Linked DNA regions of Mus musculus: regions 1 and 3 are each linked to region 2. A link is a contact called in ENCODE POLR2A ChIA-PET data. All regions are on one chromosome and are shown on one strand. Each heading gives the region's core, a stretch centred on a gene start or an enhancer-like site at or near the end of the contact. The rest is flanking DNA. Distances are from core to core; before and after follow the strand shown.

The links. ChIA-PET counts read pairs that join two places held with the same protein, here RNA polymerase II (POLR2A).
Region 1: POLR2A ChIA-PET joins it to region 2 with 10 read pairs in embryonic stem cell. The contact joins the promoter of Sct here to the promoter of Taldo1 in region 2. POLR2A ChIA-PET finds 5 or more read pairs at or near these places in 3 of 5 experiments (Patski and embryonic stem cell).
Region 3: POLR2A ChIA-PET joins it to region 2 with 43 read pairs in Patski. The contact joins the promoter of Tspan4 here to the promoter of Taldo1 in region 2. POLR2A ChIA-PET finds 5 or more read pairs at or near these places in 4 of 5 experiments (Patski and embryonic stem cell).

What each region holds. Positions count from the first base shown.
Region 1 is chr7:141,277,738-141,280,776 of GRCm38, forward strand. Sct (secretin) reads right to left here and starts at 1,396. Exons shown (of 4, transcript NM_011328.3): 1 at 1,279-1,396; 2 at 1,096-1,197; 3 at 881-985; 4 at 592-784. The coding sequence starts at 1,361. The coding sequence ends at 673.
Region 2 is chr7:141,390,710-141,393,409 of GRCm38, forward strand. It overlaps Taldo1 (transaldolase 1), which reads left to right and starts at 1,451. Exons shown (of 8, transcript NM_011528.4): 1 at 1,451-1,609. The coding sequence starts at 1,513.
Region 3 is chr7:141,473,800-141,476,554 of GRCm38, forward strand. It overlaps Tspan4 (tetraspanin 4), which reads left to right and starts at 1,437. Exons shown (of 8, transcript NM_053082.3): 1 at 1,437-1,698. Polr2l (polymerase (RNA) II (DNA directed) polypeptide L) reads right to left here and starts at 1,354. Exons shown (of 2, transcript NM_025593.1): 1 at 1,229-1,354. The coding sequence starts at 1,323.

The DNA.
Region 1 (3,039 bases), core at 146-2,645, 110 kb before region 2:
GCCCTGGGTGGGATCAGGAGGGTCGTAGGGGGTGTTCTGTTGAAAGGGCCTGCACAGCTCTCACTACTGTGGGCCTTTGCAGGGCTGGCTGCTTTAGGTGTCTGAAAACCTTCCCGAGGCTCCAAGCCTCTGCAAAGACTGAGCACTGTCTCACAACCCTTCACTGGTCCTACAGCTGCCTACTGGGAGATGACATCACCGTCAGGCCTCAGGCCTAGACATGTTAGAGCCAGGATGTACTCAGGTCCTCCCACTCATAAGCGGACCCCTATGACCCCGCCTGAGCCTCCTCCTCACCACTTCATTTACCCTGGCCACATGGCTGGACCAGGGTGGGGAGTCCCTGATCCCTAGAAATTTTGCTAAATGGACCACAGGGCAAGGTGGCACTCTAGGGAATTCAGCTGGGAAAAGAGGGGTTCAGCTGATGCCAGAGATAAGAAATGTCCTAGCTGGCTTCTTGGGTTCAAAGGGCAGCTGGGTGTGGTCCTAGCCACTGAATGAGATGGCTGGATCTGTCCACGCCTTCCAGGCTCTCGGAGCAGAGGCGGCCTTCATTTTATCAGACATCACACACCATGAGCTAAAAGACCAGGGTCTAAATTCCTTTTTTATTGATGCCAAGGACAACCAATCCCTACTCCAGCCAGGGTCCTAGAGACTCTTCCTCCCTCATCTGGGTGGCCTGGTTGTTTCAGTCCACTCTGAACGATCAACAGCAGACCTTGGTCCAGGAGGCAGCCAGAGAGACAGGGACCCATCCAGGGACAGCCTGGGCAGAAGCCTGTGGAAGGAGAGGGGACTAGTGAGTGACCATCAGAGTGCGGGTACCCACCTGGCTGGGGCACTTTAGGAATCCAGCTGAGGATGGAAAACTCACCAGTCCTGTAGGGTCTGAGTGTTCGACCACAGCAAGCAGAGCTGGTCCTCTAAGGGCTTGGACCGGGCCAGGCTGTTCTCTGGGATATTTTCTGTGTCCTGCTCGCTGACCCCACCCCCACCCCCACGCCCAAAGTAGAATTAGTGGTGTACAGGGATGTGGCGGGCCTGTCCCATACTAGCCAGTCTGGAAAATTCTACCTAGCGCGGGCTCACCTGCGCTTCCCCACCAGACCCTGCAGCAGGCGCTGCAGCCTGGCACTGTCCTGCAAGCGGCTGAGCTCGCTGGTGAACATTCCGTCTGAGTGTCTTGGGGTCCTGGGGAGGGGTGAAGCCATAAGGGTCAGAAATTGAAGTGTGGGCGTGGCCGGGATGAAACGGATTCCCAACCCTGCTCACCTGGGAGGTGCAGGGAGCGCGGCGGAACTGGAGAGCAGCAGCAGCAACAGCAGTAGCATCGGCGTGGGCAGCGGAGGCTCCATGGTCGGGCTCTGGGTGTGACAAATGCTGCAACTTCAGCCTGAGCCCCGCGCCACCGCTTTATAGCTGCCGGGACCGCCGGCGGCGGTGGGCTCCAGCACCGCCCCGGCTCCGCGCGGCCGGCCCCGCCTCATTGATTGCAGGAAGGTCAGGGCCGCCCACCCAGCTGTCGTCCGGCCACCTCCTGTCCCTACCGCCGTGTTGGCGCCCCTCAACTGCCTTGGGGGGGGAGATTAGAGGAGTAGTGCTACCAAGTAGCGAAATGGACATCTTCATCTGTGTCCAGGGATAGAAAATAGGGGTGGCAGTTCAGGACGGGCAGAGCGAACCGCACTGTGAGACCTCAACTCATCTTGGAGCCTAGCCTAGACCAAGACCTTGCCGCACTCTTGTCTGGAAGGAGCTGTAGGTGTCTTGAGGAGCCTAGGGCAGGCAGACGACTGAGAGGAAAGGAAGACCAGTGTCCTAGCGCTCCTGCTGAAGCCAGGGCAGGGTAGACTACTGCAGATAACCACCTTAAGGGCAGCTCAGCACCAGAAACAAAATGGGAATCCTCGTAGGCCTGGGGTTGCATTTTTGGATGGAAGGAGACAGTTTATTTGAATTGGTAGCAGAAAATGGAGATAGGTTAGAATAAAAGAAACGCAGGTGGGTAGAGGTTGTAAAGGAGTTGGGGCGGGGAGCTATGGATGGGGATTGAAGACAAATAGGCTTGCAGAACATCTTCATACTTGGAGTCCCCGACCTTAGTGGTAGCAGTACGCACCAAGACCTGAGTTCAACCCAGCACCGAAACTCAAATCAAAAAAGATAACCCTTGGGGCTGGAGAGATGGCTCAGAGGTTAAGAGCACTGACTGCTCTTCCAAAGGTCCCGAGTTCAATTCCCAGCAACCACATGGTGGCTCACAACCATCTGTAATAAGATCTGACGCCCTCTTCTGGTGTGTCTGAAGACAGCTACAGTGTACTTACATATAATAAATAAATAAATATTTAAAAAAAAAAAAAAAAGATAACCCTTAATATCAAATTACAAACCCAGAGAACTGTTAGGAGCTAACTCTCAGATAAAAATCATATGGTTTTGTTTTTTTTTAATTTTTTTTATTAGGTATTTTCCTCGTTTACATTTTCAATGCTATCCCATAGGTCCCCCATATCCACCCCCCTCAATCCCCTACCCACCCACTCCCCCTTTTTGGCCCTGGTGTTCCCCTGTACTGGGGCATCTAAAGTTGGCAAGTTCAATGGGCCTCTCTTTGCAGTGATGGCCGACTAGGCCGTCTTTTGATACATATGCAGCTAGAGTAAAGAGCTCTGGGGTACTGGTTAGTTCATATTGTTGTTTGGTTTTGTTATTAGGAATTGTTTCTTTTTGTTTTTTTTGGGGAGACGGAGTATTTAGCTCACGTTGCCTTTGATCTCACTATGTAGCCCAAGTTGGCCTGGACCCTCAACAGCAGAGATTGCAAATCTGAGCCACCAAGACCAGCTCTGTTTGCAGTTTGGGAGGAGGGGTTTGGCAGCTTGGGACTTCTTTGCTTTGCATTTTTGAGACAAGGTCTCATATACCCCAGGCTGGCCAGGAATTTGTTACATAGCTTAGGATAACCTTGAACTTCACATCTTCCTGCCAGTACCTCTGGGGTACTGGTATTACAGGAGTGTGGCAACATGG
Region 2 (2,700 bases), core at 201-2,700:
TGCCTGTAATCTGAGCACTTGGAAGGCAGGGGCAGGAAGACCAAGAGTTCAAGGCCAGTCTCCTTTCAAAGAAAAATCTATTTTTAAAAGATACTAAAAAAAAAAAAAAAAAAAAAAAAAGTGTGTTGGTTACTTTTTTTTGTCAACTTGACACAGCTCGGATTTTGCAGGAGGAGGGAACTTCGAATGAGAGAATGCCTCTGTCCTCAAGATTAGCAAGTCAGTCGGCAAGGCTTTTTCCCTTTGGCGAGTCTGGAGCTCCCTATGTAAACCAGGCTGGCCTTGAATCCACCTGCCACTGCCTCCAGAATGCTGGGATTAAAGGTCTGTACCACCTTGCCTGGCTCCGTTTTTAAGAAAAAATTAATTTTAAGATTAATGATTGATAAGGGAAAGCCCATAGCACCACGGTGAGTGGTGCCATCCCTGAGCAGGTGGTCCTGGAAGTTCAGGGCTGTAAAGAAAGGAGGCTGTGCAAACCAAGGGAGGCAAGCCGGTGAGAAGTTTTCTCCAGGCGCCTTTCTTGCAGTCCTTGAGTGATAGATTGTTACTTGGGAGGGTAAGGTACAATCAACCTCGCCTAGTTGCTTTGGGTGGTGGTGTTTATCACAGCAATAGAAAGCAAACTAAGACGAGTGGTAAACAAAATATTAACAGAAAATATCCGGCATACACATATATGTGTAATAGCTTGAGCCAGCATATTCAAAGAACTGCAAATCAATAATGGGAACACTGTAAAAGAAACTGCCCTTACTATTTTTATTCATGACTGAAGATTCAATTCCCCATCTCAACTTTCTCAAACTGCTGCTTATTCCAGACAGACTTCCAGCCAGGGGAGATGCAAAATCATGGGCAAGGGAAGGATCACCCAGCAGCTTAAGGCAACACCAGAACCACTCCATCTGGGAAGCGGAAACTGGTGGCTTTGCCAGAAGTCGCCCATGGGGCCATACACCTGTATTGATTCTCAGACTGTGCTTTAGCTTGTCTGCCTGTAAGCAGGGGCTGCACCGAGCTTGACTTATCGCGATCAGCAGAGAGGGCGCAGCTCCCAGTCCCTAAACTGGGAGTAGGGGAGTCCCACAGCTGGAGAAAGGGTGCACTTCTGAAGCCCCTGTAGGGAATGCACAGTTGGAGGCAAGGACCCGCTCAAGGATTAGCATGGGTGTGGAGCGAGAGCGCTGCCACCCATCCATCCGTAGTCCGTGGGGTCTGAGGCTTACTGAGCGCGCGTCTCAGTAGAATCCGTTGTCTGTTCATTCTACGCATCCGAGCTCTAGAGGGGTACAAAGAATCCACTCTCCTTGGACTGGTAGAAACTAACCACTCGCTACTGGGGAAGAGAACTCCGACCGTGACACGGGGCGTGGTCTATGGCAAGGTCTCCAAGTACATGGGCGGGGCTCGTCGTCAGGCTTCATTTAGCTTTGCTTTGATTGGCCAGGACGCGCGGGGCATTGTGGGTTAGCACGCACCGGCTACCGCCTCAGCTGTTCGCGTTTCGCCATGTCGGGGTCCCCGGTAAAGCGCCAGAGGATGGAGTCCGCCTTGGACCAGCTCAAGCAGTTCACCACCGTGGTGGCCGACACGGGTGATTTCAATGGTAAGAGGACGCGGTGCATGCGCCCTATTTAAGCTGCTGCGCCCCCAATTTTGGAACCAGCACCGGTGTGGGTGTCAGGGGCGGGGCCTCGCGGGCGCTGGAGCTGGGATTGGTGAGTTTGCGGAACCTTCAAGGATCAATAGCTCCTGGGCTATTGGTGACCCTGGGAGCCCGGCGCGAAGCCTCGGTGGGTAGAGGTAGTCCGAGAAAGTCTCCCTGACCCGGGGTGCCCCCACCCCTACTCCCAATTCCCTACGATGACACAGGCTCAACTTTGGAGCCAGTGCAGTCTGCAAGACTGGACACCATCTGCTTTTTGCAGCCTGTTGCACTGGTTTTCCACATGCAGCTGGTTACTCTCTATGGGCAGTACACAGCATGGCTGGAGTCAGACCAGTTGCACACACTAAATCAAATGGTTATCATTGTCATACTTCCTTCTCTTTTGAGACTGGGTCTCACAGTGTAGCCACAGGCTGTTCTGGAACTCCTGGTAATCCTTCTATCTTAGCCTTAGTGCTGGATCAGGCAGTGCCACCATGCGCAGCTCCAGTACTCAGATTTTCCTGGACTTGGTAGGGACGCGGAAAACAGGTGGAAAGACTTGTGCTGTTAGTCTTGCTCTCATCCTTGGAGGGTGGTGGAGGTGATCTCACATGTGCTGTGAGAAAGACTTTCAGGAAATGCTCCGTGTGAGCTCAGTACAAAAGCACTTCTGCTCTTTTCTGCTTTCTCACGGTGACTTGAGAAACAGGCTTTAATTCCTCATGAGTAAGTGCATTGTTTATCTCTCAGAGAGTCGCAGAGAGTGATTAGGCATATTTGGGCTGCTTAGCTATAAAGGACAGACTTGATGTGGGTCTAATAGCAAACCCGTCTGACACAAGCTGTGTTCGTCAGCTTCCAGAAATCCATCTGGGAGTCCTAAGGTTTTTCCACTGTGTGTGTAGTGCAGAGTTTACCGGCTAATGTTTGTGAAGAGAGCAAGAGACAGGCATGGTAGCTCACACCTGCATTTGGGAGGCAGAGGCAGGCACATCTTTATGAGTTGGAGGCCAGCCTGGGCTACATGGTTCCAGGCTAGCCTGAGC
Region 3 (2,755 bases), core at 187-2,686, 83 kb after region 2:
AACGGAACCTGAGTCCTCTTAAAAAACAATCAAACAACCAAACACACAAAACAGCCAGTGCTCTTAACAGTTGAGCCATCTAGCTGGGTGTGGTGGTGCACACCTTTAATCCCAAGCACTTGGGAGGTAGAGGCAGAGGCAGGTGAATTTCTGAGTTCGAGGCCGGCCTGAGCTACAAAGTGAGTTTCAGGACAGCCAGGGCTACACAGAGAAACCCTGTCTTGAAAAACAAAACAACAACAAAAAAAACAGTTGGGCCATCTCTCTAACCCCCTGTATCTCTGCGTTTGTCTCTTGTACCCAGGGTTATGGGCTTCCAGGGTTATTTGGGAAAGCTTAGGAGACCAATATCCCCTCATCAAGGAGTACAATTCCAGGCCCCACAGGTGGACTCTGACTAAACGCCATGAACTGGTTGTTGCTACCCCACAGGCTTTGAACTCACACTAGATTTAATTTCTCTGGGACCTAGACAGCTTGAGAGGTTCCTGCCCAAGTGAAAGAGGGTCCCAGAAGGCTAGCAGCTACTCATCAGAGCTGATCTAATAGCTGCTCATTAAGCCCCACTGACTTATGGCTTGTGCAGAGAAAGAGAACCCCTTGGTGTTGACATGGTGGCCAGAGGTCTATTTTGGGGGACAGTCATAGTAGTGAGCACAAGACGATGCCCACAAAGCCTGTCCTGCATTTTAAAGGGCCCACGAGGTTCGAAGTACATAAGGGGTAGGTCGGAAAGCAGATAGAGGATAGAGAGTAGGTCGACAGGGAAGAGACTTGAGGTGTCACCCACGGGAAGGATGCTTAGAAGTTTCCCAAAGGCCAGCAACTTGAAGAAAACCACCTTCCAAACTTCTGAGAGCCTGGGCGTGATATTGCACGCCTTTAATCCCAACATCCAGGAGACAGGCAGGATTTCGAAGTGTTTCAGACCAGACTGCTTTACATAGAGAATTCAGGTCAGCCACCGAAATCCTGCCTCGAAAACAAACTAAAGACTCACTCTTCTGGGAATACATCACAGGTCTGGGCTGGAGGACATCCAGTCTTCTCACTAGACCCCACAACCCCTGCCCTGCCAATTCTCCATAGGAAATCTTATCTACCCCCGGCCCAGGACACCTCAATTTCACTCCCGGTCCGCCGCAGAACCCTCCCCATTGCCCCTCGACTTCATGCCCCCAGTCCAGCCTTCCCGTCCTGTCCCATCCCCCGCGGCCCGCCGTCTCACCCCTCCGTGTACTCGGCCTGCAGCAGACCCAGGTAGGCTTCCCATTTGTTGCCGACGATCTTCCCGCAGGTGAAGCAGCGCACCGGGATGATCATGGCGGCGTCTGGCGTGCAGGCTGCCGGCAGTAGCTTTTCAAGGCCCGCCCCAGGCGCGCCCATAGCGCGGGGCTCATTACGCCCTAGCTCCGCCCCGTAAGATCCAGAGCCCCGCCCCGCATCTCCCTGAATCCCGCCGCAGCCCTGCCCCGGCTCCCATGATTACCCTGAAGCGGCGGTGTTCCTTGCTCGTGCCCACCCGGGGCTCCGAGAGCCTCCGAGCCCGCGGCAGCATCCCGGTCCCCCCCCTCCCGCTGTGGTGGTAGATCCCGGCGCTACGGCGTCCGAGCAAGGCCGAAAGGTCCGCGGCCGGCGGTTCGCGTTTCTCGTGTTGCCTTGACTGACAGCTGCTCCGCCGTGCGGCGGCGCGCACAGGTACGGCGGTTCTAGCGGGCTGGGGTCCCGCTGGCCGGATCGCAAGCCGACTGGAGCCAAGAGGTGGTTAACAAGTGGTGGTGGCGCAGCCGGAGAGCGGGCTGCCGACTGTCCACGGCCAAGGCGGTCTTCCCGCCTCCTGGCCCGGACTCCAAGGGGTCTCGGTCTGGAGCCCTTACCCGAGGTGCCCAGGCAGAGTCCGGGCCTTGGAGTTTGGGGCGTCCTTCTCTTCGGCCGCTGCAGAACCGTCGGCGGTACGGTGTCCCGAGCCCCGACGGCGGCCTCCCGCGCTCAGTACAGTCCTCTCCTCTGAGAAGGGTCTTTTCCTGGGGAGAGGAGCAGGGCGGTGGTCCGGGAAGGCGTCATGGAGGAGGCACCCTATGAACAGACCTTCTAACCTCTTTTTCCCGGGATATTTGGCTCAGACGCGGAGATTGCGTGCGAGACTGCTAGTGGCCACAGGTCTGCCTCACCTGGACGTGACTTAAGGACTTAAGGGAATGGGCAAGGAGCTGGTTTCTGGGGAGTGTATCACCTTGGCCGCCTTCTTGTGTGTTGGGAGCTACCCTTAGGAAAACGAGGCAGCTTGCAGTGAGAAGCTGGAGAAGTTCGATAGAGCTTGGGAAGTTTGAGATCTGGTTACAGTGAAGGCTCTGGGGGGTCCTAGACATTTTCCAGGTGCCTCTGGGAAACAAACGATGGAGGGGAGGTCGGGAGGGGTCTCCTGGGTCTTGAGTGTGGCTGGTCGGAGCCACTGGCCAGCTTGGTGGTTGTGCCCCCGATGTCACCCTGGACAGCCTCCCTGGCAGCTTTTGCCATCCCCCATGGAGCCACGTGCAGAGCCACGAGCTAGGCGACTTCCCGGTCCTGTCCCCTCCCCCCAACATCCTGCCCTGGCCAGAGGGGGCAGTGGGGGCCTGTGAGTCACTGTGGCCTGGGATCAGGCTCAAGATCTGGACTGAAGACTGCTGGTGGCCAGAGGTGAGGGTGGCAGGGGAGTGGGATAGGAGATGGTCTGTAGGGTCTGCCCTAGGGGATGGGGTGGAGGCCAAAGGCT